2 separate regions of the Homo sapiens genome follow, and region 2 is linked to region 1. A link is a loop called in an ENCODE intact Hi-C map of the cell type or tissue named here. Cell type or tissue: endothelial cell of umbilical vein. All regions are shown on one strand. Links, peaks and the distances in the headings refer to the core of each region. The heading gives the core; the rest is flanking DNA.

What was found. A loop is a pair of places that touch in the nucleus more often than their neighbours do. Peaks named below come from ENCODE experiments on the same cell type or tissue, not always from the same donor. Only the 100,000 strongest peaks of a DNase experiment are listed, where the experiment ranks them.
Region 2: it touches region 1 in a loop (6-fold over the local background); 3 of 110 quality-filtered maps call a loop at or near these places.

Annotation. Positions count from the first base shown.
Region 1 is chr13:107,443,488-107,458,958 of GRCh38, reverse strand. The region is part of intron 1 of NALF1 (NALCN channel auxiliary factor 1); the gene reads left to right. Among named protein-coding and RNA genes, the nearest start is that of MIR1267, 80 kb to the left of the region's middle. RefSeq lists an enhancer at 429-930. In endothelial cell of umbilical vein, for the core only: no CTCF peak of the experiment used is centred there; DNase peaks (open chromatin) are centred at 7,858 and 8,768; H3K27ac peaks cover 2,433 bases.
Region 2 is chr13:107,204,743-107,220,213 of GRCh38, reverse strand. NALF1 (NALCN channel auxiliary factor 1) reads left to right here. Exons shown (of 3, transcript NM_001080396.3): 2 at 9,459-9,630. Among named protein-coding and RNA genes, the nearest start is that of SNORD31B, 110 kb to the left of the region's middle. In endothelial cell of umbilical vein, for the core only: a CTCF peak has its summit at 9,036 (motif pointing left); DNase peaks (open chromatin) are centred at 9,003, 9,453, 10,203 and 11,133.

The DNA of each region.
Region 1 (15,471 bases), core at 4,447-12,446:
CAGGCAAGATCTTACTAAGGGGGATGAGGCATGAAGGTGTGTATAGAAACACTGCACTTTCTGCTCATTTTTCTGAAAACCAAACCCTGATCCAAAAAATAGTGTATTAATAAATTGACTGAGCCAACAAAAAATATTAAATAATGTCTCTCTTTACATTAAAATACCACTTTTGTCATACGCCAAAAATTACTCCCAGGCTCGCTATTGTCTCCATATACATGTTTCTGCGTTGTTGGTCTACTCTTTAGAAATGTTTAACATTAACAGTGAGTAAATCAAGGCAGCTCTTCTTTATGATTTTCCCAGTGGTGGTGAAGTCCAGGGGTTTGTTAAACGTTGTGCGTCTTCCTGTTTAACCTCACCTTGTGCTCGCCTGCTTCTCTCTCGTTTCCCATCACTCCCTGAGGACCTGCTGCCCTTGGCTTTGCCCAGGCGTGCACTTCCTGCACATGAGGAATACCTGCCTGCTTCTCATGGCCATTACTGGGCATCCCTGTATTGCCGGCGACAGTGGTTACCATGTCAGGCGGCCCCTGCCTCTGCGCATTGGCACACACTGTTCCGCCTGTGTGGGGTCCCTGTTCTCACTGCTATTTTTAGCACTCTTGTTGAGTGGGGGCCCATTATCTCTGCCAGAGCTTTCCTGGTCCCCTCTCTGAGTAAAGTGTCCTTTAGGTCTCCTGTCAAAGCGGCTCTAAAATGTTTCTTATGCCAAATATGAGGGCTGGTCACTTAGGTGTCTACGTTTTTCCTTCAATGCTGTTTTTTTCTGACATAGAATATACTGTTTCTTTATTTTCTAATATGGCATGCAGCAGGAAATTAGCATGAAGGAGATGTTTTTTGAAAGAGAGAACAAATGAATAAATGAAGAATGTTTTCCTATGTATTGTTTCCTTCTCACTGCTTTGGGTTTTGAGGGCAGTGAGAGGACAAGGGGATAGAGTATGAGAGATTAAGATCAGGCTGTGGAGTGTTTGTCAGTTAATCAATGTGGTCTAAACCACTTTACAAAAGAATTAACAACGTAGAAATAATACAAAAGGTGGAAGCAACAGCTCTGTTTGCACTGGGAAATGTCTTTTAAGAGCAGCTCTTGTGTAGTTGCACAAGTGGAAAAATAAACGTGAACAGAGATTGCCAAAAATAAGTAAATAAATGGAACAGGGAAGCTTCCTTGGAAAGTGTTTGTTTATTGGGCTTCAGTAACCAAAACAAATGTCTCAACATTTGTTTTCAACTTTATCTGAGATTTTAATTTCCATGTGTTTGTCTTCAATTGGCCATTTAGCCTTCATCAATAAATAGCAGTGGGTTCAGAAAACATATATATGTTTTAATTTATCTTTGCCTGTGAAGATATAGCTACTAGTTTAGCAAATGAAACCTTAAGCATCATCTGAAAACTCTGAATGTTAAGGTTGTATTCTAGTAAATGTTCTAAGCCAGGGAATAGAATGCCTTCCTGCTTCTCCTGTGCTTGCTACACTTTCTTGGCTTTCTGCACTGTGTTTGTAGACACACATTCACTTAACCAATTATCTCATGAATTGGATTGAGGCCAATATTACCTATGAGGCCAATATTACATTCATAGGTAATCTGAAACCATTGTGGATTTTGGATTTCTCACCAGTAAACTGAGGTAGTTAGATCAAATGCCTCGAAATTCCCTCCCAATACTAAGCTCTGAATATATTTAATGTGTCATTGTCTCCTGACAATGCTATTACCATTTGTGATTTAAAGTAAAAACTTTAAATCATACCATAAACTATTCGAAAATAAAGTTCTTTAGTGTTAAGGCAGCATTTATTCATCTTGAATGGAAAAGCTAAGTAAGAAAGTAAGAAACACTCTTTCCAATGATTTTATCTAAACCTTAGAATTTTTTTCTGCATGTTACCAGTGTTCTAACTGTGGCCTTATATTCTCACATCAACAGATGCCATATGAATGTCATCATTTAAAGCCCATGAGCTTTAATAAAAAAATTTAATTAAAGCTCATGAGCTAAATAAAAACAAGGTAATTTATACAACTTCTTGAAGGTGATAGATAACTTGTCTAATCCCTCTTTTTTACAGGAACTGTGGGTGAAGATTCACCTTTATCAACTCTTACCTCTTAAGGAAATGCTACCATTTCCTAGAGTTTATGGTAATTTCAAATATGTTTTAAAAAATGGAAATATGAGAATAAACTTACCACGTGCCAGCATGTTTCCTAGCATTGAAGTCTAGGAAGTGTTCTCTGCAATTTATTTTTCTAAAATAAAACTGATAAGAAATTTCAGGCTGTAACGAGAGGTCAGAGTGTTGGCAGCACATTACATATCATCCATGAAAATAAAACTGCTGTGAAACCACAAAGGGTGGGAAAGTTTTCTCCATTAGTATACTAAGTAGTGTTACCTGACACAAAGCCAGTAAACACAGCTTAGAATACCTGAGTATTTCATTAATCTAACATGGGCCAAATGGAGAGTTTCATTGAGATATGATATGATTTATTTAGCTGATTCCTACTGGTCCCTAGCAATGACTTCTTAAGTTGTCACACAGACGATGATTCAAATAAGAAATAAATTTTGAAAAATTAATTATAAATGTCATGGGCCACATAAATCTAGGTAGCATTGTGCTCTGAAAGTTTACCATTGCTTTTACTTTCATGCCTTGTAGTTTCACAGAAAAAATAATAAGTTGTGTTCTAGCTCTGAATTAAACAGGCACTCTAGTGTCAGGTGAGAGAAAGCCTGAACTTGTCAAATTCCCACTCAGGTTGCTTTCTGCCTTCTGAGATGAACTTTCTATTGAAAAAAACTCCTCTATCCCTCTATCCTACCCTTCAATAAGGCTTCAGTCAAAAAGAGAGCAATGAAAAATGTTTCATACAATCTAGCAGTTGTTCTTCTGGGTATGTACACAAATGGGTTTAAAACTTTTGCCCACAAGAAAACCTGTAAACAAATGTTTATAGCAACTTTATTCATAATTGCCCAAGCCATTAAACAACCAAAATACCTTTCAATGGGTAAACTGTGGCACATCCTAACAATGAACCCATATTCAGCACTTAAAAAAAAAAAAGAGTTATCGAGCTAAGAAAAGACACAGGGGAAGATTGAATGCATATTATGAAGTGAAAGAAGACAATCTGAAGGCTACATATCATTCCAACTATATGATATTCTGGGAAAGGCAAATCTATGAAGACAAAGGGATCAGTGCTTGCCAGAGGTTAGTGGGGAGAGGAGGATAAACAGGTGGAGAACAGGGGATATTTATGGCAGTGAAACTACTCTGTATGATGCTATAGTTGTGGGTACATGTCATTAAACATTTGTCAAAACCCATATACTGTACACCACTGAGAGTGAACAATAATGTAAACTATGAACTCTGGGTGATGATGATGTCTCAGTGCAGGTTCATCAGCTGTAACAAACAGGTCACTGGTGTGGGATGTTCATAGCAGATAGAGGCAGGGTGGTTGTACATGGGTGTGGTCACAGGATATATAGGAACTCTATGCTTTCCACTCAATTTTGCTGTGAAACTAAACATGCTCTGAAACTATTTTTTTTTAAAAGGCAAAAGATTTTCTTAAACATAGAATTTTTGAGGTGTCTGATATTAGTTATGATTATTGTGTTGGTCCGTTTTTACACTGCTATAAAGAAAACCACCAGAGACTAGGTAATTTATAAAGAAAGCAAGTTTAATTGACTCCCAGTTCTGCATGGCTGGGGAGGCCTCAGAAAACTTACAATCATAGTGGAAGGGGAAGCAGGCACCATCTTACATGGCAGCAGGTGAGAGAGATATGCGAGTAAAGGGTGAAGAGCCTCTTTTCAAACCATCAGGTCTCATAAGAACTCACTGACTATCATGAAAACAGCATGGAGGAAATTGCCCCCATGATCCAATCACCTCACTCCCTTGACACATGGGAATTAATGTTTGAGATGAAATGTGGGTGGGACACAAAGTCGAACCATATCAATTCTTCAGAAACATTTTCATTTTCATACTTAAAGATTTAACTCTTAGCAAACAATAGTAATAGTAACCACAGTAGTCATGAAAAGAGTCTATAGGGCCCAGTTAAATAGCCTAAATGGCTGACAATCCTAGGAGAGAACTCTAGGATGAGTCATAGAGACCATGTTCTATCCAGAAGGGTGCTATGCAGCTGGTTTCAGGTAGAAACAAAACACAGGCTCAGTATTTCTAGCTTTTCAAAGTTTTCAAGAGAAGTGTGAAAACCTCTCAATTTGAAACTGTGTCTCACCATTAAGAAAAATCCTGCAGGCCAAAACATATACAACTGTGATATGGTTAGACTTTGTGTCTCCACCCAAATATCATCTTGTGTTGTAATCCCTATAATCCCCATGTGTCATGGGAGAGACCAAGTGGAGATAGTTGAATCATGGGGGTGGTTTCCCCCATGCTGTTCTCATGATAGTGAGTGAGTTCAAACGAGATCTGATGGTTTTATAAGGGGCTCTTTCCCACTTTGTTGGGCACGTCTCCTTCTAGCCACCTAGTGAAGAAGGTGCCTTGCTTTCCCTTTGTCTTCTGCCATAATTGTAATTTTCCTGAGGCCTCCCCAGACATGCTGAACTGTGAGTCAATTAAACCTCTTTCTTTTATGAATTACCCAGTTTGGGGCAGTTCTTTACAGTAGTATGAAAACGGACTAATATGGTAAATTGGTACCAGCAGTGGGGTGCTACTATAAAGATACCCGAAAATGTGGAAGTGACTTTGGAACTGGGAATCAGGCAGGTGCTGGAATAGTTGGAAAGCTCAGAAGAAAACAGGAAAATGTGGGAAAGTTTGAAACTTCCTAGAAACTTGTTGAATGGCTTTGACCAAAAAGCTGATAGTGAAATGGACAATGAATTTCAGGCTGAGGTGGTCTGTGATGGAGGTAAGGAACTTGTTAGGAACTAAAGGTGACTCTTGCTATGCTATAGCAAGGAGACTGGTGGCATTTTGCCCTTGTTCTAGAGATCCGAGGAAATTTGAACTTGAGAAAGATGATTTAGGGTATCTTGTGAGAGAAATTCCTAAGCAGCAAAGCATTCAAGAGCTGACTTGGGTGCTCCTAAAAGCATTAAGTTTTATGCATTCACAAAGAGAGGGTTTGGAATTGGAACTTATGTTTAACAGGGGAGCAGAACATAAAAGTTTGGTAAATTTGCAGCCTGATGATGTGGTAGAAAAGAAAAACTTGTTTCCTTAGGAGAAATCCAAGCTGGCTGCAGAAATTTGCATAAGTAACAGAGAGCTAAATGTTAAATATCAAGACAATGGGGAAAATGTCTCCAGGGCATGTCAGAAGTCTTCATGGTAGCCTGTCCCATCACAGGCCTGGAGGCCTAGGAAGAAAAAATGGTTCTGTGGGCCAGGCCTAGGGGCCCCTTGCTATGTGCATCCTTGGGACTTGATGCCCTGTGTCCTAGCTGCTCCAGCTGTGGCTAAAAGGGACCAAGATACAACTCAGGCCATGGCTTCAGAGGTTGTAAACCTCATGCCTTGATGGCTTCCATGTGGTGTTAGCCCTGTGGGTGTGCAGAAGACAATAATTGAGGTTTGGGAACCTCTGCCTAGATTTCCAGGGATATAGGGAAATGCTTGGATGTCCAGGCAGAGATGTATTGAAGGGGCGGAGCCCTCATGGAGAACCTCTGCTAGGGAAGTAAAGAAGGGATATGGGGGGTTGTAGTTCCCACAGAGGGTCTCTACTAGGGACCTAGTAGAACTGTGAAAAGAGGGCCACCATGCTGCATACCCCAGAATGGTAGATTCACTGACAGATTGGACTGTGTGCCTGGAAAAGCCGCAGACACTCAATGCCAGCCATGAAAGCAGCCAGGAGTGGGGTTGTACCATGCAAAGCCAAAGGAGTGGAGCTGTCCAAGGTTGTGGGAGCCCACCTCTTGCATCAGCCTGACCTAGATATGAGACATGGAGTCAAAGGAGATTATTTCGGAGCTTTAAGATTTCATTACTGCCCTATTGGATTTCAGACTTGCATGGGGCCTGTAGCTTCTTTGTTTTGGCCAATGTCTCTCATTTGGAATGGGTGTATTTATCTAAGGCCTTTACCCCCTTTGTATCTAGGAAGAAACTAACTTGCTTTTAATTTTACAGGCTCATAGGCAGAAGGCTTATGGTCTCAGAAGAGACTTTAAAGTTGGACTTTTGGATTAATGCTAGAATGAATTAAGAATTTGGGGGACAGTTGGGAAGGCATGATTGGTTTTGAAATGTGAAAGGGACATGAGATTTTGGAGGGGCCAGTGGCAGAATTATGTGGTTAGGCTTTGTGTCTGCGCCCAAGTCTCATCTTGAATTGTAATCCCGATAATCCTCACATGTCCAGGTAGAGACCAGGTGGAGGTAATTTAATCATGAAGATGGTTACCTTCATGCTGTTCTCATGATAGTGAGTGAGTTCTCATGAGATCTGATGGTTTTATAAGGTGATTTTGCCCATTCACTTGGCCCTTCTCCTTCCTGCCACCTTGTGAAGAAGATGCCTTGCTTTATTTTCACTTTTCACCATGATTTTAAGTTTCCTGAGGCCTCCCCAGTCATGCTGAACTGTGAGTTAATTAAACCTCTTTCCTTTATAAATTACCTAGTCTTGGGCAGTTCTTTATAGCAGTATGAAAATGGACTAATAACACACGTAAGGCCATGTGCCTATGGATCACCAGGGTTTTACATTTTAGAGTAAGATATGGGCAGGAGGAAGAGATTGTTGAGGCATCCTGGGCTAAGCACAAAGAGCTGAGCTAGGAAACACCCATCCATAAAAGTGGAAGGAGGAGGGAGCAGAGGAGGAAGAAGCCTCAGTGAGGTCAAAGAAATACACTATATGGATAGACACATGATAGAAAGGACAGAGAGCTAGATATGGATAGATGGATAAGAGAGGGAGAGAAAAAAAATCAGTATGAAACCAGGGACACCAGTAAAACAGAGGTCCTGCAGATGGGGTGAATTACTTTGGGAAACACATACCCTCTTTCTGGGATTTGCATCTCCACAGTAAGAAAGAAGAGAATCCACTAGGTTTGGCCAGTAACGTTATTATCGACCTTTGATAGTCTGGTCTTAGTAGAGCAGAAGTATCAGAGATGTCACTTAGAGAGGAGGGATAGACAAAGAGGGTGCAAAATTGGATAGAGCGATGTGCAATGTATTAAGAAGTTTGAGAGTTAAAGAAACTGAGCAGAAATGTGAACAGAAGCATAATGTTTTTCTGGGAAAGGGAAATCTGTTCGAGTATACAGCACAAGTGAGAGAACCAGTGAAGAGGAAAGAGAATAAAAATGCTGATGGAAGAGAAAGGAGCTGAAATACCTGGAGCATGTATTCAGACATGCTGCTTATCCTAGCTATCTTTAACATCACACGGTGCCCTGTTATTTCATAAGCGTGTATGGCTAACACTCTTTATCCACACACTCACGACTCCATAACTGCTGTTTGTTCTGAGAACTATAACCCACAAATGACCAGGACACAATGTTTTATTATAAAGGTTTAAATCCGTCTAATTTAGCACATGTGCCTCAAAAGAAGATGAAATAAATAGGAGGGGGAATCAGGAAAACCTGACTGCTTCACAGCCATGCTAGATCATCCTCTCACCACGCTCAAGTCTCCACAGTTATGAATCTTACTGGCGGGTCTTTCTATCTGGCATCTGCCTCCTGGCGTGGGGAGAAGCAAACATTTCCGCTTGTGGCCGCGCTGGCAGATTCTCACCATCCCTGGTTTCCTGCCACAGAGCTCTGACCCGGCTTTTGCTGGACACGTGGGGTCGACTCAGTGGAGCACAGTCATCCTAATTGCCTCCCTTTGGGTTTTTATTTCATCTACAGGGCGGCTGGTTTCAGAAGGTTCACATCCTTTGTATAAGCAAAATAATGTGAAATCCAGTGTTATTTCCTGTGCTGTGACTCACACCCCATCTGGGAAAATCAGGGATGGAAACATCATCTCCAGGGCACAAAGTATTTAAAATTTAACTCGTCATTTGAGGTTTTCACAGCCAATTCAAAGCCTATATTTTCCATTAGTTAAATATTTAGTATTGGCAACATGAATTTGGATTCTTTCGTCTTCTTGCAAATTATCTGTTTATAACTATTAGTGTTGTCTAATGAGGTTGGCAATAATGAGGACTCCTCTCCAACGACCAGCCCCACTTCATTTCTCCATTTTAAACCAGTTCCGGCCACAGACGCTGGGGATTCACCCATGGCATCCCCAAGAAGCCTTGCACATTGCAGCCTTTCTCGCCCTTGATTCCCCTCTCCCTGCATCAAAAACTCTTCTGTCTCCTAAGCATTCTCACACTTGGAAGTACTCCAGGAAGCAGCCTAAACTTAATGCTTCCCTTTTCACATCTTATTCCTGCGCTTCATCCTCCTGCAGTTGGTTTTCTTGAACCCCACTGCAAAAACAGCTCTATTCACATCTCAGCCTTCACACTCACCAGATCTCCCACAGGCTTGTGTTGGCTTGTCTTTTCAGCCCTGACCACTCCCTCCCATGCTGGCCACAAAAGCCACCTTCTCCCCAAGGCCCCCAGTCCCCGTGGCTCTATGATGGGCACTTTCTTGTTTTCCCACATTCTTCTTGGTGACTCCTTTTCTATCTTTCTCAATTCCTCCCTTTTGTTTTCCTCAGTCCTTCAAATATGGGTGTTCTTGGTCTAGCTTCTGGCCACTCTTCCCCTGTGTTTTCATCTCTCCCTTAGGCCAGCCCTTAGTCCTGTCTTCTATACAAAGCACTAACTGGAAGGAATCACTTAGCTTGGCCTCCAGAGGGGACAGATGATAGAAGGCCTGCCATGATTTATGTCATTATTTAATCTCTTGGCCTTATATATATCACCCGTTTATCCACCCCCACCTCTTCCTGCACAAACACTTTGAAGAAAATTGCTGATGCCAACTCTGGCCAGAGTACCCTAGCAAATGAGAGTGTGTTCATGGAGACAGCCTCCTCTGCCTACTTACTAGCTGTGGAATTCTAGGCATGGCATCCAGCTCTGTGTGACTCTGTTTCCTTAACTGTAAATTTGGAATGATGTTGATAACATCTACTTCAGGTTATTGCACCAATCAAATTATGTGCTATATTTAAAGGACCGAGAATAGCCTCCAACACATACTAAGTGCCGTGCGAAAATTGGCTATTATTATTTAATGCAACTTTGCTGCCTAGCCTACATTTCTAGACCAATTTCTCTTCTGAACTCCAAGGCCAGATTGATGTCTTAACCTCCAGGTTCCCCAAGATCTTCACAATAGATTCAAAATAAAATTTCTCTTTACCGACTTCTACATATCCGCTTGTGCATTATCTTCCTAGACTTCTTTTTTAAAAGGCATGCTATATTTTACCAGACTTCTTGCTTGAAACGCCTCACTTTTATTCTTTTTAATCTCTTTTGTCGTCCAAATACACCCTTTGCAATTTTACCTCTTCCTTTTTCATCCATTTCTTTCTTTATGTTTCCATTGTCAATAATCTAGGTCAGTCATCCTTCCTACTTTTGATTTTCAGGAAGTCTCTCAACCTGTTCTTCTTGTTCCAGTTTCACACTCCACCCAAGACATCCCCTGGGTCTTGCACACTGCACCCGTGTGATGTTCTTTTTTTTTTATTCTTTTTTTGAGACAGAGTCTCACCCTGTTGCCCAGGCTGGAGTGCAATAGCATGATCTCAGCTCACTGCAACCTCCGCCTCCTGGGTTCAAATGATTCTCCTGCCTCATCCTTCCGCGTAGCTGGGATTATAGGTGCCCACCATCACGCCCAGCTAATTTTTGTATTTTTAGTTGAGACGGGGTTTCACCATGTTGGCCAGGCTGGTCTTGAACTCCTGACCTCATTTGATCCGCCCGCCTCGGCCTCCCAAAGTGCTGGGATTACAGACATGAGCCACTGCACCTGGCAGTCGTGTGATGTTCTGACAGCATAGCTCTGCTCTGCAGGAGAGTTACATGGCATTTGGCAGAGGGAGGACTGCTAGCAAAAGTCCCGTCAGCTCCTCTCACATCAGCTTGAGAAAAGTGGTACCTACATAAACCATAGGGAAGGATATGATAATATTCTGTGTCCTTGGGACTCGAATTTGTATATCTATTGTGCCACTTTCAGACACTTTCAAAGGCAATTCCAAGGCTACTTCTATATACAAATATGGGTGCGTGATGTAGTACTAAATGCTTTGTCACCTAAAACAGCTCCTTGGGGATAGTAGTTGCTCATTGTATGTTTCTTGAGTGAATGATCAGTAATGCATAAAAATACATGACGAAAATGCCAGTATATGTGACATGCATATGACCATTAATCTGGACATGACCCCTCCTGGACATTACCCTTCCCAAAACTTCCATGTAAATATTATATAAATATCCTACTTCTCCACTTGCAGAGACAAGACCAACTCTTTGCTAAAATAGAATGACGTGGTCCAAGGTGCCAGCATGTCAAAAATCATCTCTCATACTTTCATAACATGAGACTTAAAATTCCTAATACTGGGATTCTCCTTAAGGTATTGGAAACAGATGGCCATTGCTAAAAATTCAAATTATCTCTTTAATATATCTGCAGGATTTTTTTTCTGGTTAAATTAGCTCCAGTCGTCACACAGTGGCTGGGCACAGGTGGACAGAAATGTGGCCTGATACAGACCCTCAGCCAGGAATCGAAGGTATGAGCCAGTGATGTGGAAAGTGGGGTCAAGACACATGCTGAATGTAGAACTCAAGAAAGAGCAGAAAGCCTGACTGAGAGGCAGGGGCTCGGGCTAATGAACACATTATATAAGAGAGGAAGGGAGCAGATTTAAGTCTACAGAAACTGTCAGAATGTAGGCACAAGGCAGAGGGGTCAAAGTTGCCCTGTATTTGAAAGAGCAGGCATCAGTTCCCCAGAACCAAGAAGTGGATCAGAAGACTTTTAAATGTTTCTGACTTCAGCAGGACTCTACAACTACCTCCAAAGATATAGACCAGCCAAAGTCAAATGCAGAGAGCCCACAGTGATTTACCATTGGTAAATCATTGGCAGGTTTTGATGATGCAGGTTCCGTGGCTACTTGGAAGAATGTAATGACTCTGGGCTTTGATTCTGGGTGTCTGGCGTCGTGCAGGAGAGTAGAATTGACTGCAGCTGCTGCCACGGAATTAGCTGGACAGAAGACACAGTGTAGATCCTGTTCTTTGGATCAGTGATCCATTGCCACTTCCTTCTACTTTCTGTGCCTGCTTCCTCACTGTGAAATGGGAATAATAATGACAGTGCCCTGAAAGAGCTGTAAAAAGGAATAAAGAAGCTAAAACATAAAGAGCTCAGAATGATGCCTAGCATATTGGTAAAGCTCAGTAGAAGCTAGCTCCCGGGATTCCTATGTGTTATGCAGAAACCTGTGGGTATCCAGCAGATTTTATCACCTAGTAAAAGAAATGAGCATCTTATGGTGACTGGACTCAGAATGATAGGTTTTGTTGAAGAAAGGAGAGATGGAATTAAGAATGTAACAACACCTGTAGGTGGTCAGGACTTTCAGGTGAGCTCTGCACGGGAAGGGCCAAGGCAGGACAAAATCAGCCAGATTATCGAGTGATCTTGCTGAGATAAATACAAATAAACAAAAAGAAGAAGGAGAAGGGGAAGAAAGAAGAAGGGAGAAGGGAAAAGAAGGAGAAGGAGAGAAGGAGGACGAGGAGGAGGCCAAGGAGAAGAGGAAGGAGGAAGGAGCTGCTGGCCCCTCCGGCCTTAACCAGCTTAGCAAACTTGGAAGAGGGAATAGAGAGCATTAGTGAGGGCTGAACAAACACTTTTTCAAATGCAAATCCCAATACGGTACTTCATTTGTTCATCAGACAAATATTTATTTGATGTCTCCAATTTATCAAGTACTCTGCTAGGTGTTAAGCATACAATGGTGAGAGAAAGACCACTGTTTTTAGTCTCATGGAGTCAAACATGTATCTATTGGCTTAATATTCATGTGATTGTTTCAGACATGCCAGAATTTTTAAGCATTAATGCTTCAGCACAAATGACTTACTCTGCAATTATTTAGCAGGGCTCTCTTTTTTTCTTATATAGGACATAAATAGTAAGATTGCAGAACAATGTGGAAGATGAGAATTTTGACATAGATCCTATGTATTCTCTCAGAGATGTCTTTATATCAAAGTGTGAATGAACAAAAATTAAGAAACAGAAAGTGTTAGGAGTCACCACTATAAATAATATTTAAATTTTGAGAAAACAATACAATTTTCAGAAAATTAACCTTAAAAATAAACAAGTAAACAATATCACAAAAATATTCTATGCTGCCATGAAATATAATAATGTGGAATAATAATGGTGGATAAAAAGATGATACATAGTATGTTAAATTCTAGAAAGTAACGAGCACAGTATCATACAGGGTGTAATTCCAATTTAGTAAAAATATGTGTGTGTGTGTGTGTGTGTGTGTGTGTGAATTTAATTATGGCATTGTTACTAGTAGAGATTTCAGATGTGTTTTTCTTGCTACTTCTCTTCCTTGTTGTGTAAGCACAAAAAATGTTTAGGAAATAGAACATAAAAGATGAACAGAATTAGAAAAAAGAATTATCGGAACTTTATTTTCACTATAGAAAGCAATGTGAGCCGGGCGCAGTGGCTCACACCTGTAATCCCAGCACTTTGGGAGCCTGAGGTGGGCAGATCACAAGGTCAAGAGATCGAGACCATCCTGGCGAACATGGTGAAACCTTGTCTCTACTAAAAATACGAAAATTAGCTGGGCATGGTGGCGTGTGCCTGTGGTCCCAACTACTCGGGAGGCTGAGGCAGGAGAATCGCTTGAACCCGGGAAGCGGAGGTTGCAGCGCACTAAGATTGCGCCACTGCACTCCAGCCTGACGACAAAGCGAGATTCCATCTAAAAAAAAAAATCTGTCCCAAATATAAATGTGACCAGTATTTTTAAAGCATTATAATAAAAAGTCCAAATAAAGAATAAATCACAGGTGAATTGGTGGCATTATGCCAATTAAAAATAATTTTTTTCTGCTCATCACCAATAGCCATTTGGGAATGCAAACTGTGGAGAGACAGATAACACTACGATGATATATCACTATGTACCTATCAAAATGGCTACAATGAAAAAATAACACTAAATGCTAATGAGAATGCAGAGAAATGATCACTCACATATTGCTGGTAGGAATGCAGAATGTCACTGACATTCTGGAAATACTTTGGCAGTTTCTTTTAAAACTAAACACATACTTACCATATGAACCAGTAATTGCAATCTTGGGCATTTGTCTCAAAGAGACGAATTTGTATTTACACAAATACCTGTACACGCATGGTTTTAATAGCTCTATTTGTAGTAGCCCAAAACTGGAACAACCCAAATGTCCTTCAATGAGTGAATGGTTAAACAAACTGTGACGCATCCATACTAGGCAATAGAAAGGAACAAATTATTGATACAAATGGATGGAGGTCAAGAGAATTATACTGAGTGGAAAATAGCTAGTCTCAAAAGTTTACATATGACATGATGCCATTTGTGTAAAATTCATTAAACAACAAAATTAGAAAACTGAAGACTAGATTAGGTCAGGGACTTCGGAGAGAGGGCAGAGGGTGGCTGTAAAGAGCTACTTTAAGGGACTACAGAGTCATTCTGTACCTTCATTGTGGTGGTGACTCCTTGAAACTACACAAGTGATGGAATTGCATAGAACATACACACACACACATGCATATACACCCATAGGTGCTTGTGGAAATCTGAAAATGCTGTGGATTGCACCAAAGTCAAATTTTTGATTTGGATACCTTACTATAATTATGCAATATATCACCACATTGCAGGAGGCTGAAAGAACGTCTCATGGAATCTCCTTGTATATTTATTTTTTTGCAACTTCCAGTAAATCTATAATTATTTCAAAATATAAAAAAAATTTCTGCAACTGTGTTTGTAGGAGTAGATGAAGTAAGATTGGGAAAATATTGATATTGTTGAAACTACCTAAAAGTAGCTGCAGGATAATTACACTATTATATGTATGTGGAAATCCAAAATAAAACACTAAAAAGTTAAGTACTAAAAATAAAATTTCTAAAATTATTTATTCTGCACAAGACTTGTATAAATATGGTGTTCTCCTTGTTTTAGAGAATAATTAAGGAAAGAAAACTTCTTGTGAAAAGTGGGAAAAAGCTGTATAAACATACTCTGCAATCATGACATAGCTCTATTATAGCTCGTCAAAACAAGTAAGGGATTGTTTGATCATGTGGGTCCATTCAAGTTTATTCTGGGCCATAAATTATGTTTTATTTTGTTATTAACAGATTTTTTGCATTATTCCAACTCTCTTATTTATAGAATAAGTATACTAAGATATGAGAAAATAAAGTTTAACTCTGGTTTGCTGAGTTCATAGTTGCCACTCCCCTTCCCTATAGAAAAGCTCATACAATCTCCTGATATTTGTGGACAACAAAAATTTGCCACATTAAATTACAAGCTCAAACCCATCAATCAATGTAAGTCTGCTACAGGGTGAAGAGACCAAGTCAAAGACTGCTCTACATAGCTTTTTTTCTTTCTAAATAGTAAAAACATTTGTGAAAATTTATGTTTGCATTGCATAAAATAATATTACTAGGTAAAAGTGCCCAGTTAAAGTAATGTGCCAAGTACAAATGTCTTTTTCTTTATCTTAGCATAATAAGCTGAAAGTTTTCATTATATAATTAGTAAAGGATTTTTGTGGTTATTCTGTCAGTAAAATAATCCTAATTTTATTATCAATTTTTGTCTTAGACATATCAAAGTACTCAGGTATATGCAAGAAAAACTGGGAAAAGATAATTACAGGAGAACCAAAACTAAAAAGAAAATCATTTTGTGTGATTAATATGAACACTGAAAATGAAATGCCTCATGTTGCTAATAAAATCGGAAGCTGCAAATTTAAATATATTATCAGAAGAACTGCTTGAATTATGCTAAGCACATTAAGCACATTTACAAACAAATTAAATATTATTATTTAAATATTTCTCTAGGACCCCTTCTCATAAATTTAATAACACCAACCTAGCAAATATTTATTTCAATCATGGTCACTCAGTACCTATTACATACTGTCATGGTTTAATCACAACTAGACTGGGATTACCTTTTCTAAACACACCCATTTGCAAGTGGATGACTCCAAAACTTTTACCAATAGCTAAGCATAATTGCAAATCAATAAAAATTAGTTTAAAGAGAAAGTTTTCTGTATATTTGGACTTATTTTTAAGTGAGAATTTTTCTCACAAATAAACATTAACATTTAAATATATATTGTAGGCTGGGCATGGTGGCTCACGCCTGTAAT
Region 2 (15,471 bases), core at 4,506-12,505, 240 kb after region 1:
TGCTGTTTCTTGAGGAGCAAATGCAATGACAAAATCAGAAATGCTGGCATCTGTGGGAAAAACAAAGAATGCAAAGAGCCTGCTCCACTGAGGAACAGCAGATTTTCTTTGAGCAAAAGCAGATTATTCTTGTTTCAATTATAATTTTTGTGACTGTGACATTGGTAAAGTAGGGTGGCAATCATGCACTCTTGGTACACAAGTGACCTGACAATATGGCCAAGAAGTAAAACTTTTAGATACATACCAAAAGCATTATATATTCTAGTTCTATAATGTGCACAGCTATGTAAAAGTATCAGATTCTTAGATAACTAACTATAGTTTATTATGTCACATTTTCCATCCTTTACTTTGGATTATATGACAAAGTTATGCATTAACTTTCTTCAGACTCTTTTTTTTGCCCATTTCTACTAAGTGAGGCTGTTACAGTAAGTTCCTTTCTCTTTGGTTTTATGAAGAAACGAATACATCTGCATTTTATAGTGAATTTACTGATTACTTATTATAGCTCTACTCAGTGCGTTGGTATTATTGGTATTTTCTAAATAGATTGTAGATTATGGAAGATAACATTCATTTATTAATCATCAAGTGCTCCATGAAATCTTATATGAGTTCTGGAAAAGAAGGAAAGCCTAACACATTCTCTCTTCTCCTATCCTTGGTGAATATATTATCCCTTTATATCCTTAGATTAGTTTCAGATTTCTTATTTAAGACTCAATTCCATTTCCCTTTCTTTAGAAGACTGATTTCCCACTTTTTAAACCCTTTTCAACATTCTCAACTCACTCAAGATGTGGAGCCCAAAATTGAATTTATATTGAAGTGTTCACTTGCTGCCTTTTTAGAGATATAAATTTTAATAGGATCACTGGCACTTTTGTGACAGTCCATACAGGCCAGGTTAAATAAGTGGTATGTTTAGAGGACATGTAATACTCTGCACTTCTAAGGCATTGCTTGTTGGCTGAGAGTCCACAAAAGGTGCTTTCATTTACTACGGGCCCATTCCGACTCTAGATAAGGCTATTGAGTTATATCCATCCACGGCCAACACTCAGAAGTAGTCTTATGGAGTGACTTTCTTCTTTTTTGATGCCCACAGCAGAGCTCCCACCATCTTCGTCACTAACATGATAATCCGGTGAAGGCAGCTTGTTAAAAGAGATCTTCCTTCACACCAAAGGAAACGCTTCCTTATTTACTGTGAAGTTAATTCACTGGTTATTATCATCGTTAATATTCATTTCTGGATATATAATAGAACTGTTCTGGAAAGGTATGAATTAGTATAACCTCTCTGCTCAACACTTTTTGCCACAATCCCAGCCAAAGTAGTGTGTCCGTTTAAATAACAGCTATAAAATATACTTTGCCCTCTGAAGCTCTGTGGCCTTCCATGAGCTCAGAACAATAAACCACACCATTCCCCATCTTTGTGTGACAATCTTTCTCAGCTTGCAACCCAATCCCATATTGTGCTTTAGGACCTGAACCATGGGGTCTTTTTGGAAGGAGAGGTTCACTTCATGAAGTGGACTTTTAAAAATTTATTTCTTTAGTTTTTGTTTGTTTGTTTGTTTTGTTTGTTTTTGTTTTCGGCCTTCAATAACGGCCACTGGGTTGGTCATATGAAAAGGGATTCTTAGGATTTAATATGTTGGGGGCTCATCAGGGTTCCTGGTTTGAGTCTCTGCTCTGGGCAGGATCTCAGGGCCAGGTGGACTGGCTCTCACGCTAACCAATCGCGGGGCATCATTATGCAAGCCCAAAGGCCATGTTACTAGTTTCCAGTGGGCATTCCACTGACGGTAAATTTCTGCCAGATACATCCAGGGCACTGGGGATACAAGAAGGCACAAAGCTTGGCCTTCATTCCAAGAGCATAGGGTCTGGGAAGGAGGCAGACGAGAAGACAGCATCACATGTACTGAACTGCCGAAGAAGAGCTCATTGCAGGGTCTAGAGGGAATGCAGGAAAGGCTTCCAAGTGAGGTCACACAGGATGGACAGGAATTAATAGGCTGAGGGATTCGTGAGGGAGGTGGAAGGAAGAGCCTGGTGCAGAGCCACCGAGGGCACGCTGCACATCGAGTGACCTGCTTGTCACTCCTGTGGCCAGAGAGCAGAGTGCCGGGTGGGAGTGGGCAGAGATGAGTCTCGACTGCTCAGCAGGGCAAGGTCGCAGAGCTGTGAATCGGTTAGGAGCTTTGAACATTCTCCTGGGTGTTGCTGTGGGATGGGGTGGGGTGCTGAATTATTAAAAATGAAGTAGTGGAATAATCTGGAATAATCAAATTAATTTTCTATAGATTGCTCTAACTGCAGCATGAAGCAGGAGTTCACAACTGAAGGCACAAGGGTAGGCTCCACGGGGTATATCCAAGGCAGAAATCCAAGTGAGAGATGCTGATGGCGCGAGCAGCACTGGTGTCAGTAGAAATCAAGAGATTTGGGCAGACATAGAGCTATTGAGGAAGCAGGCTCACAGGGCGTGGTGATTGAAGAGCTGTGGAGCGTGGAAGAGGCACCCGGATGACCCCCAGGTTTCTCACCTGCTTCCCTCCGAAAAGAAGAGGCCGAATTCCACTTTAGAGTTTGTAGTGCTTGAGGTATTGAAACAGAGTGAGAGAGGGAGAGAAAGAGAGAGACAGAGAAAGAGAGAGAGAGATCAGCATTGGTAATGAAGATTTAGGCTTCACTATTTTAAAGACTACAATTGAATCACGAGGATGGACGGTTGCCCAGAAAGAATGTGTAGAAACAAGCTTGGAACAGAAGCCGGAGGGATACTAACATTTTGGGGAATGGCAGGGAAAACAAACAAACAACAGCAACAGCAAACAAATGAAGATGGAGAAGGAGGGGCAGAGGACTAAGAGGGACACCAGGATAAAACAAGTCCCAGTGGCATTTCCGGAAGCTGTTCAATCAACCATGATCAGGGCTGGCAAGAGGTCAAATAAGACAACAACTGATTTTCCAGCTGGATTTGTCAGCAGAGGGGCCAAGGAGCTTGGAAAGAACAATCTCAGTGGAGTGGTTCGAGCTGAGGCCAAATCATAGTGAGATGAAGTGAAAGATAAAACAAGGAAGATATTGACTGTTACATGAGACGTTTATTAATGAGGAAGAGAGAAAAAGAGAAAACTAAGTTGCCTCTGTGTCATAGTTAGGACACGTTTTCCTTTGCATAACGCTGGAGACATATTGACAAATGCTTCTTAGGTTTCCCTTTTTTCCTAAGCCCTGTGCAGATTATCTCTGGATGGGCACATTCTCTATTTGCGAAAGCACAGCCGAGTTGATCTGCTTTTCACCTTCTGTACAATCATATGTCTGGGCAGCTCCGTGGTGCCATACCCTGATTGGCCAACTGGGCTTGCGTTGGCCCTGTGATGTTCAGACTGATTCCCTCTCCTGTATAAATGGAGTCTGGGATGCTGGCGTGGATGGGCACTGCAGGAGCCTCATTTTGGTGTTGAGAATGGTTTGGGTGGACTGGGAAATGTGGGACAGAGCCAACAAGCTCAGGAGGCCCTGAAATGCAAGGGAATAGACCAAGTGTGATGACAGGATTCAAAAAGTGGGTCACCACCAGAAAACAGGAAGACATTTGCGTTTTACTTCAGGAAATGGAGCCAAGACAAAGCCCTAGAAGGCAAGGGGTGCTGATGTCATAAGACCCCCCACAAGGGATCAAGAAGCTCAGAGCGCTGCTTACCGCCCATCCTTAAGCTTACTTCACAGACTCAGCTCAGCCTCAAGCAGTGGGGCCTTTCTTGTTTCCCTTTCAGAATATATCACGATTTCCAATTTCTAGGTGCAATGTGCTTTCACCAGACACTGACACAGACATAGCAGAAAGCAGACATTCAGACATAGGAACGTGAAAATTTATTTTGAGTTTCACCCTCACTTAAAACTGTAGCAACATGCGTTATGCGTCAAAGTGCATTAGCCTGAGGCGGTTGCTGTCGCAGACTAATGCTTACATAACCAATTATTTCACCCACACATACCCAAAACTCAGGCCGCTAGCGGGGTTAGAGCTGGCAGAAATGGATCTAATAAAATGTATCAACAAATGCTACAAATGTGAAAGGAAAGTTAGTCCTTACTAATAAGTGGGGGAAAAGGGAGAGCAGCTGCTTAGCCTCTTGATTTGAAGCTGACAACCATTTTTAATATCTGACATTTTTCTTTGTGATAAAATATATAGCCAACATGATATTTTTTCAGCAGGCTAACATATATTTACATTAGCAATCTTCTACCTTGCTCTAAAATAGAGAGATGGATTTTGGAGATGGGGGTAATATATATTTAAAAAGTAATGAGAAGCTGACCTTCTGCTGGAAAAATATTAATCATAGGGCATTTTTTGAAAGGTTCTGCACAGATTAGCTATCTTCAAATGGAATGCCCAGAACCAAGAGAGGACATGAGGACACCACACAAGCACACCTGCCAGCTGTCTATATGGCACCATTGTTAACCATGGTGATCCTGGTCCCGTGTAGTATTTCTATTCACAAATGCATGGGCTACTTCAGGATTGTCCAGATTTGCATGTAACGCATTTCTTTCTAGAGTTCGTGGCTTCACATCACTCCCCGTAATCAGGAAGCAAAGTACTCCCCCTCGGTCTGTCTCCGGAGGCTGTGCCGTTATAACCAAAGCTTTAAAAAAAAAAAATCTTCATTAAGAGTGTGAAAATGAGTTTGCTAGATGAGCTCTCTTGGGTTCTCCTTGGTCTCTTCAGCCTTTGCTCTCCCTGATCACCTCTTCAAACAGGCCTGTGTGACCAAGGGATTCTCAGCTGAGAATCCAAACACAGGGTAGATGTGGACGTAGGTCTGGAGGTAGAGGGTGGGGGCTCATACAGCCCACTCTGCAGAACTGCAAGTGAGTTTCAAAATGAAGTGACTTGCAAAAAAGAAAAAAAGAAAAAGGATATGTTCGGAATGAATAATACTCAAGTGATACCTTCCGAATAACATGGAGTGTAATTTCAACAGCCGCCCAGGGGCCCTACCTTGCTCAGCTGTCATCTGCATCTTTCTAGACCCCACTTCCGACGTTAACAGAGGCTCAGCTAGGTGGTCTCTAAGGCTTTCCACCCTGGAATGTCTCACCTTAGTGACTCCAGAGACCCCGACGTATCCAATGCTCCCTTCACTTTCTGTCCTCTCAGAAGAGTTCCTGTTACAAGAGTTCCCACTGAAAAAAACTATGGACTGGGCTGTGGAGAGAGTTGAATTCCACTTATTTGATGCCTAATTTCCCTGTATACGTTTCCTTATTTGTAAAACATTTCCCAAACAAGTCTCAAGGGCTTTATGAGGAAAGATAGCAAGAGAGAAAATGCTTCAGGGGAAAAAGAGAAAAATCGATTCAAGTATTAAGTAAAAATGATGCTGTCATTTGGACCATTTTTCTAGTGTAGTCTGCTCCTCTTGCAGACAGCACCTTGAGAACACTGTATGGTGGGCAGCTGTCCAGCAAAGATTGTGACAGTCAATAAGTCATTTCCAGAGGACACAGTGGAGGAGCGTGGGGGCGGTGGGCCATTTGAAATACCCTTTCAGAGCATAATTTCCTGACAAATCAAGCTGCTTCTTGGGTAGATGGAGGCACTGGCCATCAAGGGGAAGAGTGGGTGGATGTCGGCGAGCCATTACTCTGTCACCAGAGACCTCGCACACATTTTTATTCCTTCCCACAGTTATTCTTTCGTTTCATATAATTATTTATACTCTGCAGTGACACATAGAAAAGCAATTTACCTAATATTTCTCTCTATAGGAGAAGGCCAAGCCATTATAAAAAAGATTTCTAGACTTCTTTGTACTCCATAGTTCTTATGAAATAAGACAAATATACTCATTTTTCATGATGTGCTTTTGTTTGAAGTTCTTTATTACTTTTAAGATTTAGTCAATTTGTTCTTCTAGCCCGGTGCCACCACAAAACATCCTTTTCAACCCCTTCCTGCAAAAACTTCTAGAAAGACGTTGGGAAGTGTCTTGGAGCCATGGCCTTCTCTCACCTTCCTAACATAGGAATCTTCCTCATCGTGTTTTGACAAGAGGTATTGAAAGTCTATTGGAATTTTTCTAGCTCTAGAGAACTCGGCACATTTGAAGATAGCTCATTGTATTTCTATGCATCTCTTCTGGCAGGAAAGCTCGTCTTTATATCACGCTGGTAGCTACCTGTTTGTTTTTTCTCTTGTCTTTGTTTTGTGATTCCACAATTTATTGTTTAAATCCATCGTCATTGGCACCTGGCCGTTTCTCAGACACGAGATAACTGTAAGAACCTCACCCCTCGTTTGCTCTTAGCCGCAGTATATTCTCAGGTATTCTCCGTTCTTCACATAACACAGTTTTCAGGTGTTTACTAACGTGCTATTTCACTTTTCAAGTAATCATTTTCAAGATTCTAGAAGAATTTTTGTTTACTTCCCATGCGAACTTTTACCAGTTTATTCTGAAATATTTTTAGCAAATGTGCTGTATGCTTTGCCTCTTTTATTGTAAACACATCTACACAGAGAAGATAAAGACTTTAGTTATGTAACATCTGCTTCTCATCCTTAATCTCTTAAGTAGCAATAAAATATTTCTCCTCCGTCCTTCGGATTTCGATTCAGCTCACATGGTTTCCCCCACTTGTTTTCTGATGTATCTTACCCCTAGAGCTAAAATTTTAGAAAATATTTAATACTCAAATGAGGAATATTCATTGCACACTCAAAGCCCAGGAGGTAGCTCATAACGGATGCCACCGTGGAGCCTGGCCGGAGAGGTCGTCATAGCTCAGTGTATAAGGTCTGGGATTCTGCCGGCGGCTTTGCAAATGATGCTCGATCACTTTTCTTCATAACTAACTACTACCTGATACTTAAAAAAAAATGCTGTGATCTCTTACTAGTTTCTTTTTCTTTTCTTTTTTTTTTTTTTTTTTTTGAGTTAAAAAAAAATCTGCAAAGGAAATATAGCGGAAATAGAATTTAAGGAGCCAGAATAAAAATGGATATGTTCCCATCGGGCAATGCTGAGGAAAGTGGTTGCAAAGAGGATGGCTAGATCTGAAGAGACTCCAATACTGGACGCCCCACCGTCTGCGAGAGAGGAGACGTTGTTTCTTAAGACTTTATGGCTGCAGGATGCGATTCCCTATTCAGAACCCATTTTAACTGGAATAACGGTGGAAAGGCAACGTGTGAGGGAGCGGTGGGAATGGGGACCCCAATTTGGCCAATGAAAACATGAGCCACTTTCTGGCATTACATAGGGCACTCCTTAAAGAAAAACAGGCAACTCTAGACTTTAGAATCCCAGAAATGTGCGGAAAGCAAGCTGTCCTCATAATGGAATGTTATTTTTTGAACTGCAGGTATAAGCCTATCCTGCTTCCTCTAGTACCTGAGAAAGGTTATTAAGCCCAGGAATCAGAGGATACATGGCTCATTCCTATACTACAGCTTAGTTTACATAATAAATGTCATGTCATATTACGTATCATGTCATATTACACAAACGTCAATGTCTATGGCATTTTGACAAACGTTTTCAACTTCCCCATGGTTTGGTTAAGAAATCATTTCACTTTTTCTTCTGAAGCTGGTGCTTCCAGCCTCTTGCTGCCGGCACCACCTCCACCTTCACCTGTCCCCCTGAGGCAGCCTCTTGCTGTCCTCCTGGGGCACACAGCCACAGCCCACCTCCGTTTCCCAGTTGGCATAAGAATTCTTAGAGGTTTCTTCGGCTATTGTAACGTTTTCTTCTAGTGCAGTTTTTCAGTGTACACTGTTACGAGAAGACTCATTCAAAAGACCTATAAGAATTCTAATTATTTGTAGGTTTTACTAACAAGTTACATGGTGATTGTGAGCCATTGATGACTGGCAAAGAAAAATTACTTTTGGCCATTTAAAAGTGTATCTCACTTTGATATTTATCTCATTTTACCTCTACCAAGTCACCTTGATCACAGAATAAAGCGTCATTTTGATCAACCTAATGTTATGAATAAAAAAATACAATCCTCCTTCTACCAAATAGATATTGACCCGGGGCATGGAAGGCCATGCTGATTTTAGGTTCATCTGCAAACTCCCTTGTGATTTCATAAGTGCTTTAAAAGTAGTTTTCAGATTAAATATAGGATAACTATTAGGAACACAGTCTTTGGAGCCCTACAGAACATGGGTTTGAAGTCTGGATTTTCCATTTCCATTACCTAATAGTACTATTACTTAATATTATTCCTGTTCAAAATGTGAGTAATAGTTATGGTCAAAAGTGCATGCTGAGAATCACATGGAAAAAAAAGTTTACAGCTTACTTAGAAAAGAGTATAAAGTTGATAAATACCAGCTATTATTCTTGTTATTATTAGGTATTTATAATCTCTTAGGCTACCTTTAACTGCTGCGCCTCCATTTTTCTAGGTAAAATATAACCGGCAAAATGTTACTTGGATAATATTAACCCTAGAAATAGATAAGTAAAAGCCATTAGTGCCAAGGACCTGGAGAATAACTGAATTTCAGTAACCTGTACTGCAAATTGGTACATCTGCCATTGTTGTATTTGAATTTAAGATCAGCTTATTCCTTCGTGTCAGAAAAAGGCAATTTTTTCAATGTTTGTTTTCCCAAATAGCCACCAAAACAAAGAGATGAATGAAGTCCCAGTCCTTTCACATTTGATGAAATTACATAAATACGTAGCAAACATTGATGTGGCTTGCACATCATCCAGAAGGTTGAAGCTGTGGCTCTGATGAGGCTTCCCTCCTACTCCCAACCACACCACAGCATATGATGTCTGCTCTATGTCGGGTGTTTCTGGGCTTTCAGACAGTGAGATTTTTAATGCATTTGGTGTGAGTCATGAATGTAAATGTCCATATCTGCCTGTTCTCTGCCTCTCAAAGTCCAAGATCTAAACAGCAGTTTCCCAACCCCTGCTGGGCCATCTTTATAAAGTGCTTCGCGCCATCTAGCGTCCTATGGAGGCATAGACGTGGGACTCCGTGTGGAGGGAACTGGCTCATCAGCCACGTTGCAAGTAACTACAGCACAGAAGAGCAATAGAGTCAATTATTTATTTTACTTTAGATATCGCTGAATTTTGAAAAATTAACTTCCTGCTTAAATCCACTGATTTTCAAATAAGCCACATAAAATTAAAGGTCAAAATACCTTTTACATTCTATTAGGGATGCAATCAAATACTGTTTTGCTTTTATTGCGGAGACTTTCGTTGCTGTGTTTTTATCACTTGCAGCTGTCGTTGTGTAAATACGCTTTCTCACAATGAGGGCTCTCTTAGGATCCACTTGAAACCACAGCACGCTTGCACGCTTCTCACAGTGCCTCTATCACTGTAACTGTTGTCACGCCTCTATATTTTTCATTCTTCTCTTTTTTTCAGATTGTCTACAAAGCCTGGCTCTGTTCCCAGTATTTTGAAGTCACACAGTTTAACTGCAGAAAGACAATTCCTTGCAAGCAATACTGTTTGGAGGTTCAGACGAGGTGTCCATTTATATTGCCCGACAATGATGAAGTCATCTACGGAGGCCTCTCCAGTTTCATCTGTACAGGTACAGTGCCGGGTGGGAGTCTGTACACCAGTCTCCGGTGGTTTTGCTTTCTTGTGTGATGTTTGTTTGCTTTGCTGTTTCCTTTCACTGATATAACCTTGAAGATGCGGCTGGTAGTTTTCCGCACTTTCACTAATAGAAGCACCGAAAGCTCCCCTCAACAGGTCTGGAAATGATTCAGCTTCTGTACCACATGGTCTATCTGTAACTGAGACCACAGTTATTCACTGTGTGAAAGAAGAAATCTGATGGCAAAATATTAGCAATCATTAGATATACTTACATGTGACCTAGTATAGGTTAGATTCAGCCTGCATTGCCTTTGAATTCCATAAGAACAGGAGATGTGCTAAGGCCAGTGAAATAATGCTTTTCAAATTAGTCAGAAGTTTATGTTCTCTTGCCTATTTTCTTTTATTTTATTTTCTGAGAATTTTTATGTTACTTTATCTGTAAAAAGTATTAAGAGCATTAAAAATATCTGCCTAAATTGTACGTGTGTGTGTGTGTGTGTCTATTAGAGCCACACAACAAGTCTATCCATTAAACGATGTTTACTTCTTTCAGCAAATGAGTCAGACTGGGCAAAACACCAATATCAGCACTCCTTTTCTGGATATTTATAAGCATTACATAATTTAGACAGAATAAGATATAAAGAGCAAGAGCCTTTTTTTAAAAAATAAAAAGATAATTAAATGGTGAGAACAAGATACTTTGCCAGGGTGGTGTGATAATCCGAGTGGTGGCTCTGCATTCTCTTCTATAACAATAATGCTATAAGGCGTCCCTGGAATTACGTGGCTCAAGCTGTAGCACGTTTTGTTTTCAAGTGTAAGGATAAAACACCATCATATGTGTAGAGACACATGAAAATGCTCTTCTGACATTAGACTTGCCAAACTCCTCTAAAACAGAGTAGCATATTAAGATGCTCAACATGAGAATTTATCAAATTATTTCAGCATCGCTTATTTACATACGTATTCATTAGCCACAGTGTTCTAAGTGATAAGCTATCAAGAGATAGTCTGCCAAAGCTCGCCCTAAGAACTGGATGAGTATTTCTTTCTTTTTTTTTTTTTGAGATGGAGTCTCGCTCTGTGTCACCCAGGCTGGTGTGATCTCGGCTCACTTTAAGCTCCGCCTCCGGGGTTCAAGTGATTCTCATGCCTCAGCCTCCCGAGTAGCTGAGATTACAGGCGTGCACCACCACACCTGGCTAATTTTTGTATTTTTAGTAGAGACGGTGTTTCACCGTGTTGGCCAGGCTGGTCTCCAACTCCTGACCTCAAGTGATCCACCCTCCTTGGCCTCCCAAAAGTGTTGGAATTACAGGCGTGAGCCACTGTGCCCAGCCTGGATTAGTATTTCTTATGCTGCCCAAGCTTGTGGAAAGAACACGTGACTGAAGGTCAGGAGCATTGGCCTTCATCCTGTTTCTATTGTACATTCTCTCAGAGGCACCACCCCTTCACTAGTAAATTAGAAAGTGCAATGGCCAAACCCTCCCCCATGTGGATATGCTGCAAGGATTACAGATAAGAGAGAAGGGCAAGTTATGTCATTGACCAGCCATAGCCGTTGCACACGAGAAAGTGAAATGCAGAATGATTTCACAGGCCTGTGTGTTATTCTACTGACTTGATGCTCAAGTCATTTTTTATGTAGCTCCTCTCTGCTGGAGGGGGAGGAGGGGGAGGAAGGAGGGAAGAGGGAAAGAAGGAATAAGGGAAGGAGGGAAGGAGGATATCAATATCTTCTTGCTTTGAGTTTGAGACAAAATTCACCAGACACAGGCTATTAATTCATATTGAATTTTGCATACAACATTCCACAAATAACCATGAAGATAAGGCCTTCATTTTTTTTTTCTTGTGGGACAATGAGGTGTCTGTGACATGAGGACTTCAGAGAAGCTATTCGATTTTTATGTACAGGTTGTGTTTATGCATTTACACTCACATTGGCTTTTGTCCTAGAGAAGAACAATAGTTTTTGAACCAAGTTCTCAAAGTAGACAAAAAACCCAAATGAAGGGCGAGGTGTTTGCGTTTATCTTCTTTTTCCTACATGTATCTGTATTTGTGAATCTGAAATATATGTTTGAATGTTCACCCACTTCCTCCATACACATTCAGAATGCCAGGGTAGAATTAAATCTCTCACTTCACAACATGGGCAGAGAATCCAGTCTGCAGTTTTAATTGTTTTCGAGTTTGGTAAAAACAGCTTCTTCATAGACATAGCTACGTCATTAAGGAAAAGTGGCAGGAAAAGAGAGATTTATCAGATCCAGAGAAAAGTGCCATCTCCGTGAGAGGCCCCCTAGGATAATCTCATCACTGAACATTTGGAAACCTAAGAACAGTAGTTCTTATGTCACTTTCAGTTGGGTTAATGTTCATTTTATGTTTAAATTGCTCGAAAATATATGGAATAAATTCTGAGGTTATTTCACCCTGAAGTTCTGTAAAACAATCTGACAGAAAAAGATAATAATTTTCATATTGATCTTCTTTTCTAAGGTGTGACCTGTGCCTCTTTGAAGAATTCTCATTCATGTTGATAACTAGCAGCCATCATTTCCCATCATCGGTTACAGGTGTCCCTTAAGAGTGCACTGCTGAGGCCAGATGCAGTGGCTCATGCCTGTAATCCACACAATTTTGGTAGGCTGAGATAGGAGAATTGCTTGAAGCCAGGGGTTTGAGGACAGTCTGGACAACGTAGCAAGACCCTGCCTCTACAAAAAATTAAAAATAAAAGAACTAGCCAGACACAGTTATGTGCACCTGTAGTCGCAGCTATTTGGAAGGCAGAGACAGGATTGCTTGAGCTCAGGTGCTGGAGATTGCAGTGAGCTGTGATCCTGCCACTGCACTCCAGCCTGGGCAGCATAGCGAGACCCTGTCTCAAATGAAAAAGAAAATGAAAGAGTGCACTGCTGGACCTGAGCAAGGAGATTTCTACTCCTGTCCATCACAGCTGCCTGCCCGTTGCTTATAAGAGTCCCAGACATGGGCCCCAGAATGGGTTTCATCTTGGATGATGTTAGAATAGAGGACAGCTCCCAGAGGACCACTGGCTAAACTGTGGAGTGGCTTGTCATGCGTCTAAGGAAACTAGTAAGACATATGTGCATATAATTTGTTCCCAGATTTTAAGTTGCACATTTTTGGATGTCCGTCTCCTACAAATGTACACGGATTTTTAAATAGTTTACATTATAAATAAGTTTGCAAGTAAATGTGAGCCATTTACATTCTGTTTTTTTTCTCTGAAAACAGAATAATAAAAAGACCAGTGTAGTTATAGCATCATTTAATCTCATACAAAATATTTTAATAAATATATCAAAGTTTAAGGGAAAAAAGAAATGGGAAGGGAGATGGTATGCCCAGAATAAAATAAAAAAATGAGAGTAGGTTATGAAACCAAGTAAAATGCAGTAACTTCATCAAAAAGAATTCACCAAGTAAGGTGACCTTCCTCTTGCCTCCAGCAATTTTTCTTTTTGAAAAAAATCATCAAGCATTTGATTTCCACTCTAGATGTTAAAATGCAATCATTTCTCACTAAGAATTAAAGGAATAGGTGGAGTTTCCTTCAAATTCAACAGATTTAATTATAATGGTTTTCCTACTATTTGAACTGCATCCAATTCACAGCTTCCAGAAGGACGGAGAATTCCCTCTAGGATATCGAGGATTCTTCACTTACTTTTCTTATTGACCTCAAAAAAAAGTATTCTGTAAGCACGTAACTGCACATGGCCTGATGACAGATACTGTCCATGTGAGCATCAGTTTTCTTCAAGGTGCTTCTCCTTAGTGACAAACCAGTGGCATGGTGATTCCTTTTCTTAGCGTTCTCTGTACCCAGAATCTTAGAGATCTCAAGTTCTTCCTGTCATTGTCCTATTGGCTATATACTGATACCTAGGATTCCTATTATTCACAAAAAAGGGAATATCACCCCTTGGAATCAATGAACAATTTCTGTAAATGATCAGGAGTTATTTACCATTTTGGTCACACTTACTAAATTCAGTATCTCGTGCATCATTTCTTTATGGTGCTCACATCACCATGTACCAAATTTGAAAGTTTTAAATGTATATATTTTTGATCATCTGCTACCTATGATCCTTTAGTAAGCCAGGAACTTACTTTAAAAAATGAAATATCTGAGAATGCATGTCCATTACTATAGAATGCTTTTGATTGAGGATGTTACAGAAGGTCATGACCAAATGTTCTAACCACGGATCTTGATGACAAGCGCATCCCCGTGCATATGTTTAATTCCAATTCTGTCTTAGGAGATAAAAGGAAAGACACTTTGCCTGAGATTTCTCTTGAATTTTTTTCTATTAAAGAATAAAACTGACACGTGACTAAAGAAATGTTTTAAAAATTAATTGGAAAGAAATTCTGAGGTGCTGTCAGGGTGAAACATGTCATTTAATGTTAGGCATTATTGAGCTAAAATTTGTCAAGGTGGGTTCTGTTGGGTTTGCAAGCTCAGTTCGCATAATGCAGTGCTATTTTAGAAACTCAGTTGCTTCATCTTTAAAGTGAGGGGGTGGAAGTCGTTTTTGGATTCTACGATGTCAACCCGTCATCGTGGTAATTACGTGGGCTTCCCTCTCCACACTCCCTCGCCTCATTCCAGAGTCCCCTGGAGAAATCCTTGATTGCTTACCTTTAACAGTGAACCAAGCTGAAGAAAACAGAGGCAGCAGAGGAGCACAGGCTGTGGGTGCTATGGTAACAAACATTAAGAAAATTATCATTTGATTGATAGATAAAATAGACCAGCCATGATTTACTGCTCTCTTACAGAGGGAAATTATTGAAGGAATAAAAGTAAAAGTTGGTCTGCTGGGGGTTACTGACAATGGAGATAAAACATATTTTAAGAATTCTATGTAAATTCTGCATTCCATTTTTTTTCTTTTTCTTTCTTTTTGAGCTGTGACAGGAATAAGGTTATGTTTCTGTCTCTGGGGAAAATACTGTGGGCTGCTGTTGTTCCTTACTTGACAGGCGGTTGAGGCTGCAATGGGAGATGGGCGCCCCCTGGTGGCGACTCTGCGCGCCTGCAGAGAGTCTGAAAGGACGTTCACTGCCTGCAGGCAACGGAAGGGAATAACCTGAGGGGAGGAAATGCATTGATCTACATATTGATCACATTCGAAGGATTTTTTTTTTAAATGTTTGGCATCTCACGGTTTACTTGTGAGTGACTTCACAACTGCAAAAGAAAAAACATTTGCAAAAATCCAGTCCTCACATGACCAGTGAGTTGAGAAAGATTTTTAAAAGACAAAGATGTTCTCATAGGTGGGAATTGAACAATGAGATCACATGGACACAGGAAGGGGAACATCACACTCTGGGGACTGTTGTGGGGTGGGGGGAAAGGGGGAGGGATAGCATTGGGAGATATACCTAATGCTAGATGACGAGTTAGTGGGTGCAGCTCCACCAGCGTGGCACATGTATACATATGTAACTAACCTGCACAATGTGCACATGTACCCTAAAACTTAAAGTATAATAATAAAAGAAAAAAAAAAGATGTTCTCATTAGAGGAAAATTTCAGTAGAAAAAAAAAATACCTCTATAGATTTTAATTTGAACATTTATGCCGTTTCAATTTATTTATTTTCCCCTGCGTATGCGTATGTTCATTTAATTTTTTAAAATCAGGTTTTTTTTTCTCTGAAAACAGAATAATAAAAAGACCAGTGTAGTTATAGCATCATTTAATCTCATACAAAATATTTTAATAAATATGTCAAAGTTTAAGGCAAAAAAGAAACGGGAAGGGAG